Regions from separate parts of the Homo sapiens genome. Here region 1 is linked to region 2. Evidence: chromatin contacts called from ENCODE Hi-C or POLR2A ChIA-PET data. All regions are on one chromosome and are shown on one strand. Each heading gives the region's core, a stretch centred on a gene start or an enhancer-like site at or near the end of the contact. The rest is flanking DNA. Distances are from core to core; before and after follow the strand shown. Region 1 overlaps HECW2 (HECT, C2 and WW domain containing E3 ubiquitin protein ligase 2). Region 2 overlaps HECW2 (HECT, C2 and WW domain containing E3 ubiquitin protein ligase 2).

Evidence for each region. A loop is a pair of places that touch in the nucleus more often than their neighbours do. ChIA-PET counts read pairs that join two places held with the same protein, here RNA polymerase II (POLR2A). Pooled maps may share reads with other maps.
Region 1: a loop to region 2 is called in a pooled map, with 2.2 times the contacts of the local background. The contact joins two enhancer-like sites. A Hi-C loop is called at or near these places in 1 of 168 maps with a recorded cell type or tissue (endothelial cell of umbilical vein) and 2 of 50 pooled maps. POLR2A ChIA-PET finds 5 or more read pairs at or near these places in 3 of 52 experiments (AG04449, H1 and T-cell).

What each region holds. Positions count from the first base shown.
Region 1 is chr2:196,261,941-196,265,946 of GRCh38, reverse strand. All of the region lies in intron 17 of HECW2 (HECT, C2 and WW domain containing E3 ubiquitin protein ligase 2), which reads left to right. It overlaps HECW2-AS1 (HECW2 antisense RNA 1), which reads right to left. Exons shown (of 3, transcript NR_110226.1): 3 at 1,743-2,896. Among named protein-coding and RNA genes, the nearest start is that of HECW2-AS1, 3.9 kb to the right of the region's middle. RefSeq lists an enhancer at 2,613-2,732. Within about 2 kb of position 2,691, at least 10 of the 41 ENCODE cell types and tissues checked have a DNase peak (open chromatin) inside an H3K27ac peak, as active enhancers do.
Region 2 is chr2:196,411,188-196,415,130 of GRCh38, reverse strand. The region is part of intron 2 of HECW2 (HECT, C2 and WW domain containing E3 ubiquitin protein ligase 2); the gene reads left to right. Among named protein-coding and RNA genes, the nearest start is that of HECW2-AS1, 150 kb to the right of the region's middle. RefSeq lists an enhancer at 1,002-1,051. Within about 2 kb of position 1,255, at least 4 of the 41 ENCODE cell types and tissues checked have a DNase peak (open chromatin) inside an H3K27ac peak, as active enhancers do.

The DNA.
Region 1 (4,006 bases), core at 1,442-3,941, 150 kb after region 2:
AGGTAGTTGAGTATAGCTCTTAAGATTTTGTTCAGGTTTGGAGCCAGAAAGGCCTAGGTTTGAATTCTGGCTCTGCAATTTACCCACCAGGTGACTTCGAATGAGACATTAAACAACCTCCAAGTTGTCATCCTCGTCTGTAAAATGGGGATCGGAATTTCTAACTTCCAGCATCTTTTTGAAGATTAAATGAAATAATATATGTATAAACCATTTGATACTGTGTAAGCATAGTAAGCATATAGTAAATTTAAATCAATATTATATTAGTAGTGTGCCCTTCACTTCTTTGTTCTATCAGAAGGACTCAGTTTAAAGTAATTTGCCCCTAAACTTACTCTAATTCTAAAAACCACTATTCCTGAAATTAATCATGCATATAAATGGACCAGTGTGATTCTGTGGATATAATTTAAATGCAACTAGGATCTAGGATCTCTTTTCCTTTTGGGGGTGGGGAGCGGACAGAGTCTCACTCTGTCACCCAGGCTGGAGTGCAGTGGGCACAATCTCGGCTCACTGCAACCTCTGCCTCCCGGGTTCAAGCAATTCTTGTACCTCAGCCTCCTGAGTAGCCAGAACTACAGCAATGCACTACCATGCCCGGCTAATTTTTGTATTTTCAGTAGAGATGGGGTTTCACCATGTTGGCCAGGCCAGTCTTGAACTCCTGGCCTCAAGTGATCTGCCTTCCTGGGCCTCCCAAAGTGTTGGGATTATAGGCGTGAGCCACCCTGCCTGGCCATCTTTAATTCAACTATTAATTTGTTTATAGGAGGGCTTTTTAGTGGTGCTGTCACATTGTTTCCTACAGGGAGCGTTACTCTAAAATATTTTACATTTACACAATAAAACCAGCCTTGACTGCTCCATGCCTAGACTGAGGACTGAGCCTTCTGGCTCAAGGTTTAGCTGGAAATTACTGAGGGCCAAAATATCATGGCAATATCATTAAGATAACGTTTTAGAAGCCATCCAAAGGTATATTAAAATACCTTTCCAAGGAACTAATTATCTTGTAGGCCTATTAAGAGATTAGAGACTTTCTTCTTCAGGGCAGTAAGGAACACAGATTCTTAGAACCTGTCATCTATTCTATGACTTCTGCAAAAGGAATAAGTGCTAGTCATGTTTTATTTGAATGGATGTACTAATTTATAGATCTGCATATGCTTTTGAATTGTATATCACGTATATATCTAATTTTCACATTTTTGATGCATGGAATCTCTTTTAACTATTAATGTCAACTTGAAGACAACTGGACAGTCAATCACCTAAAATTTAAAAGGCCCAAAACAGGAACTCCAATAGCCAAAATTAGTTTAGGTTCTTTTCATAGTATCACTCTCAGATATTTGTTAAATTATTTTCTGATAAACATTGTTCTCTGATGTAACTTTGAAAGATTCCCCAAATTATACATGCATTCATCCACTGGATATTTCTCCAAAGTATTGTGTTTTTTTGCTAATAAGTGGTTCAATCATGATTTTCAAGATGGTTTTCTTACATGAGGAATAATAATATTTTAGGTACATCTGTTTTACTGTTGATTTTTCCTACATTCTGTTATATTTATGAAGAAAACAGTTCAGTAAAATGTCATTTTCCTTTAGTAACTCATTAGACTTGGACTGTCTGTGGACCAAAGCAAAATATCAGTGCTGAAACCAGTCTCAGTGCCTTCCCCAACCCCAAAAGAATAATAAATCCACTTCTGAATCACAGAGAACAATGAGTTATTTATGATAGCACAAAGTAGTTTTTAATAAAATCTGCTTTTTACTTATATTTAAATAAATTGCCCAGTTACTGAATCAGAAGCATTTCTTACAAAGCAAACAAAATAAGCATCCCTTCTATGTTAATAACATGTTAATAGTATGTTGGCAAGTTGATTTAGAACAACTTGCCAACAATACAAACAGAAAAAGGAGTGGGTCAAAGAAATCTAGTTTGGCTTTATTTTCAATAGATCATACTGTCTGTTGAAAAAGGAATAAATAATTATGGAGCCTATCTAATAATATACTCAATAGTTTGAAATTATTGAGTGCTTCCTATATAATAGGCTCCAGGCTAAGTATTTCATTTGCATTCTATAATTATGTTTATATTAACATGAGGAAACAGAGTTAAGTAACTAAGTTCTTAGCATGCAGATAACTTATATCTATTTATGACAAACTTTGTCCCTACACATGTGGCTGATTAATTTCATATCTCTGGGTCCATAAGAATCGTATGACCATAATGGACTTAAATTCCCATAACCTTTTAACTGCTCGGCTGTATCTGTCAAGTCAGACAGTGCCCTGTGACTGTAATAATGAGTATGAATGATCAGTGCTCGTCTTCCTTTCTTGACATTATACCATTAGGCAAGTCAAAGCATTTCTCTAGAACTGCCTGAGGGCAGTTTTTGAAAACGTTTATTTGTGAATGTGCCACTGAACTGTATCTAGAGGAACCAGGATGTGCAGAGTCGGCAATCCAGAGTTTTGTGGTTTTGAGCATTGCTGCTTCTGGTTGTCTCCGAACACATGCCCTTCTTTAACTTCACCAGAATATTGGGTGGTTTCATGAGAATGTTTTCTGTGGGAATTCAGTCTTGAGACTTTGTTCATTGTCCTCAAATGATCTAGTAGAGTTGATCTTCTGGGGTGATTCCGTGCAGAGGAGGAAGTGGTTACACATACTGTGAGAGTCTGAGAGACAGCAGTAGCTGGAGACTTTTTCCTGAGTTTGTCGCTGTATAGTTTAGGTTCTCATTTTACAGTTGTGAGTTTTCATGTTAAGAGATTGCCTTTTTACCTGCCTTTGCATTTCTCTCCAGTGGATTCTGTTTTAGTAAATAATTGGACATTGGCTTTCCAATTCTTTTTTTATTTCTCTGCCACAGGAAAAAAAGAAAAAAAAAAGATAGCAAGATTGTTTATTCCAAACACCGGGTGGAAATTGTTAGGAGCCACATACGTTATTTTGGCCTAAATTAATCATGTCCCTGCTTTGTATTTTACTAAGCACTTATCAGGTAGACAGAAAAGTGTTTTGTACTTGGGGAACACAAAGATAAAGGAGGACGGGCTGAGCACCATAGCTCGTGCCTGTAATCCCAGCTACTTTGGGAGGCCGAGGTGGGTGGATCACTTGAGGTCAGGAGTTCACCTGGCCAACATATGAAACCCTATTTCCGCTAAAAATACAAAAATTAGCCAGACATGGTGGCGCATTCCTGTAATCCTAACTACACTGGAGGCTGAGGCAGGAGAATCACTTGAACCCGGGAGGCAGAGGTTGCAGTGAGTCGAGATTGGGTCTCTTCACTCCAGCCTGGGTGACACAGTGAGACTCCATCTCAAAAAAAAAAAGATAAAGGAGCAAGGGCTTTTGCCCTGAAGAAACTTATGTTTCAAAAGGAATTTAAGTTGTACCTCACTAGCCAAATCAGAAGGTGTACCCATAAAAGTGCTAGAATGTACTCTAAGGGGCACAGAGAGATAAACGTACCCATGTAGAGAGAGCCAAATGATAATACTTTGTATTAGTATAACCTTAATCTTCATTATATTACCACTGAGGTTGAATTGAATTTCTTTGTTAAGAAGAAGCCAGGCTGATGCAGTAAGTAGCTCACTCCTATAATCCTAGTAGTTTGGGAGGCTGAGGCAGGAGGATCACTTGAGGCCAGGAGTTCAAGACCAGCCCAGACAACATAGCAAGACCCTGTCTCTACAAAAATGTTTAAAAATTAGCTGGGTGTGGTGGTACATACCTGTAGTCCCACCTACTCAGGAGACTGAGGCAAGAGGATCACCTGAGCCCAGGAGTTTGAAGCTATAGTGAGCTATGATTGTACCACTGCACTCTAGACTGGGCAACAGAGAGGACTGCCACAGATTCCTTCTAACTGTATACATTATAAACTTGAATAAATATATTAAAGTAATTTTCAAACATTCCTCTAATCATGATCAGTTGTCTTTAACAACATTTCTCAAAC
Region 2 (3,943 bases), core at 6-2,505:
CAACTCCTCTCTCACCTGGTAGCCAGGTAAGGGTCATGAGAATGATTCTGGACCACCTTCTTCCCATGTCCTGCTTGGACAGTGAGGCATCTCACTTTGGACTTTGGGTATGGCTGTCACCTTTCACTTCAGGGCCTCAGCAGGGGTACTTCCCTCTACCTTAAGTCAGATGAGAGAGGCATGAAGGGAACTGCTCTAAGAGCTTCATGAGTGCTGTCTGCAGTGGACTGATATCCGACCCACACCTGAAGACTCCCAAGGTGAGAGGCTGTGGCTGGAACTCAGAGTGAGAGGGGCTGTGCTGACAATAACCTGCACGGTTTGAGTTGTTGGGGCAAGAACACATGATTCTTGTGGACCAGGTGTGGGGGATCCGCCCACAACAAAGCTGGTGTTGGGGCACTGTTACTCCTGCTGGAAAGGAGTCCCCAGGGGCTGATGTTACCCAGGGGCCTCAGAGGCCAGATGGAAGACCCTGGCAGAAAGAGGCAGTGTGTGGTCCTGAAGCCTAGTGTCTAGGGCTAGTGACCACCTCAGGGGAATTTGCAAGTGCAAGTCTCCAGAAATGGGTCCTCTCTCTAGGACTCAGGAAGGCCCCTTTGAGGGAAAGAGAGACACTCCACACTCACAGAATGTTCGCACCAGATCATGGCGATACCAGCTCAATCAGCCCTTCCCTGCCTCCTAAGCACATTTTATCTTTGAAGTTAGAAGGGGAGAAGATCCTAACACATACTGAGATTTGTTTGGCTTTATTTTTCAAGTTGGAAATGGAGATGTTACAGGAATGGAGGACAGGTAGGGTTTCAGTCTCAGATTCAGAGGTGAAATTGAGCTGACTCTGGCTGAGTAAAGTGGGATACAAAACAGTGCTGTTGGGGGAAATGTTGCCTTTCTCTGGTCTGTTGCTTCTGAGTCAAGCTAACTGACAGCTGTGCTCAAGTCCCCTGGAGAGAACCACTTTTGAAGAAATATTCACGTGGCGTGAGGCTCTGAACTATTTATGGAAAAGCAAAGCATTTCACTCAAAAGCAGCAAAGAAGAGAAAATCAGGGGACTGTCTTCTCAGTGCTTTTTGATGACTGTGTTGGTGGGGTACAGCTGAGTGCAGAGGTGAGCTGCAGAGTAGTGATCACCAGCAACACACAACGAAGGCAGAACCTGCCTCAGTCCTTGAGGCTTGAAGCACGGGGTGATGGAAATGAGGTCATCTGTCACTAAGAACAGCTTCCGCGTTCCTATAGAGACCAGCACCAGCCAACAGGCTAAGAGAAGTGCAGGCTGGTGTGGGTGGGCAGTGTAACTGTAGGAAACCTCAGAGAATACAGGGAGAGCTCCAGATTAGAGAGTGGAAAAGAGCAGAAGTAAGGGTTCAAGTTTTTCATCTGCTGTCCATTTTATCCATGATAATATTTTTATAGTGCTTTTATATTGAGAGAGCTCTTCTAATAATATTATCTCATATAATTTTTTTTGAGACAGGGTCGGCTGGGCATAGTGGCTTACACCTGTAATCCCAGCACTTTGGGAGGCCAAGGCGGGTGTATCAGCTGAGGTCAGGAGTTTGAGACCAGCCTGGCCAACATTTGAAACCCTGTCTGTACTAGAAATACAAAAATTAGCCGGGCATGGTGGTGCGTGCCTGTAATCCCAGCTACTTGGGAGGCTGAGGCGGGAGAATTGCTTGAACCTGGGAGGCGGAGGTTGCAGTGAACCAAGATTGAACCACAGCACTCCAGCCTGAGCAATGGAGTGAGACTCAATCTCAAAAAAAAAAAGACAGGGTCTTGCTCTGTCACCCAGGCTGGAGTGCAGTGGCACAATCATAGCTCACTGTTACCTCACGCTCCTGTGCTCAAGCGATCCTCCCACGCCAGCTTCCTGAGTGGCTGGGACTGCAGGCAGTACACCACCATGCCTGGCTAATTTTTTAATTTTTTTGTAGTGACAGGGTCTCTCTATGTTGCCCAGGCTAGTCTTGGACTCCTGGCCTCAAGTGATCCTCCAGCCTGGGCCTCCCAAACTGCTGAGAGTACAGGAGAGAGCTATCATGCCCAGCTCTATTTCATGTTATTTCATATTTCATATAATTCTTAGGGCAGCTCTCCACCTGATTAACTGTGCCACCTGATGGTGGGAACCAGAGGAGGAAGTTAACAGGTTAAGTTGCTTACCCATGACAGATGATGGTGACAGAATTTGGACCAAAGTTGTCTAATAATTTCCTAATTCAGAGGGCTCCTTCCAGCCTTTAGGGCTATGTTGAACTGGGGTAAAAGGATTTCATATGATTCATGGGCAGTATTTTAAAATTTAATTGTAATGTGTTTAGTTTTAAATTTACTTTCTATTTTTGGCAGGGATACTGGTTTTCCATTAATGGACTGAGGTAAACTCACTTAAGTAAAAAGAGCAAAGATGAAAAAGCATCAAGTAAATAGTAGCATCAAGATGTGGCAGTAATTGTGAAGGGGACTGTGAACATGAAATTTCAAAGCCACTGCTCTAAAGGCTTCCTGGCCAAAACAAAGAGTTTATCATTTGATTACATTCCCTAAAGGGTGTTCTGAATGTGTCCTGTGACTAAATCCTGACCTCAAAATGGGATGATAAACTCTTTGTGAATAAGGACTGTGCCTTCTATAATCCAGATGCTGTGTCCTGGCACCCCCCAAATTCATATGTTGAAGTCGTAACCCCAGTACCTCAGAATGTGGTCTTATTTGGAGACAGCGTCTTTACAGAGGTAAGCAAGTTAAATGATGTCATTAGGGTGGGCCTTAATTCAATATGACTGTTGCCCTATGGAAAGGGGAAGCAGCATGTGACATGAAGACGGTCACCTGCACACCAAGGAAAGAGGCTTAGAACAGATTTTCCTACACTGGTCGCAAAAGAAAACAACCTGGTCAACATCTTGATTTTGGACTTCTAGCCTCCAGAACTTTAACATTCTGTTGTTTAAGCTAACCAGTTTGTGGTAATTTATCACGGCAGCCCTAGCAAACTAATACAATAGGTTTGTGCATAAATACTGGGAACATAAATAATGAACCTTAAACTGAATAACAAGATCTTCCCGTGTAATTTTTATTCATTTATTTATTTATTTTTATTTTTTAAGACAGAGTCTTGCTCTGTCACCCAGGCTGCAGTGCACTGGTGCAATTTTGGCTCACTGCAACCTCTGCCTCCTGGGCTCAACTGATTCTCCTGCTTCAGCCTCCCAAGTAGCTGGGACTACAGGTGTGCGCCACTACACCAGCTAGTTTTTGTAGTTTTTGTAGAGATGGGGTTTCCCCATGTTGGCCAGGCTGGTCTGAAACTCTTGACCTCAAGTTATCTGCCCACCTCGGCCTCCCAAAGTGCTAGGATTACAGGCGTGAGCCACCGCATCCAGGCTTCCCATGTAATTTTGATCCAAGTCACTCCAAGTTTCTAATTAAAAATGCCTCCTCTTGAGCTTTAAGGCCTTGTTGGCCAGCTCTTCTCTCTCTTTGCATTTCAACAATGCTTCCCACTGCCCCAGTACTGCTATCTCCTGAGCTTGGGCATTTCCTGGTGTGTCTCCTTTTACAGAAGTACAGTGCCCTAGATGTCTGGACTTTGCCACTTGATTCATGTGGAGAGCCATCCTCCTTTGCACAAGACCTTTGTATTGAAACAGGATTGCTTTTTTTAAACCTTAAATGCCTTGCGAGTTTTTTGTTTGTTTGTTTAATTCCTCTGAGCAGAAAATAATTGTTACCTTTAGAAGTGATAGCACCCACTAAAAAGGAAGAGCACTGCACCCTGGAACCTGGCCCTTAATTAAAAGATGCTGCTAGTCCAGGCATGGTGGCTCATGCCTGTAATCCCAACACTTTGGGAGATGGAGGTGGGAGGATTGCTTTAGGCCAGGAGTTCGAAACCAGCCTGTGCAAAATAGGGAGACCTTGTCTGT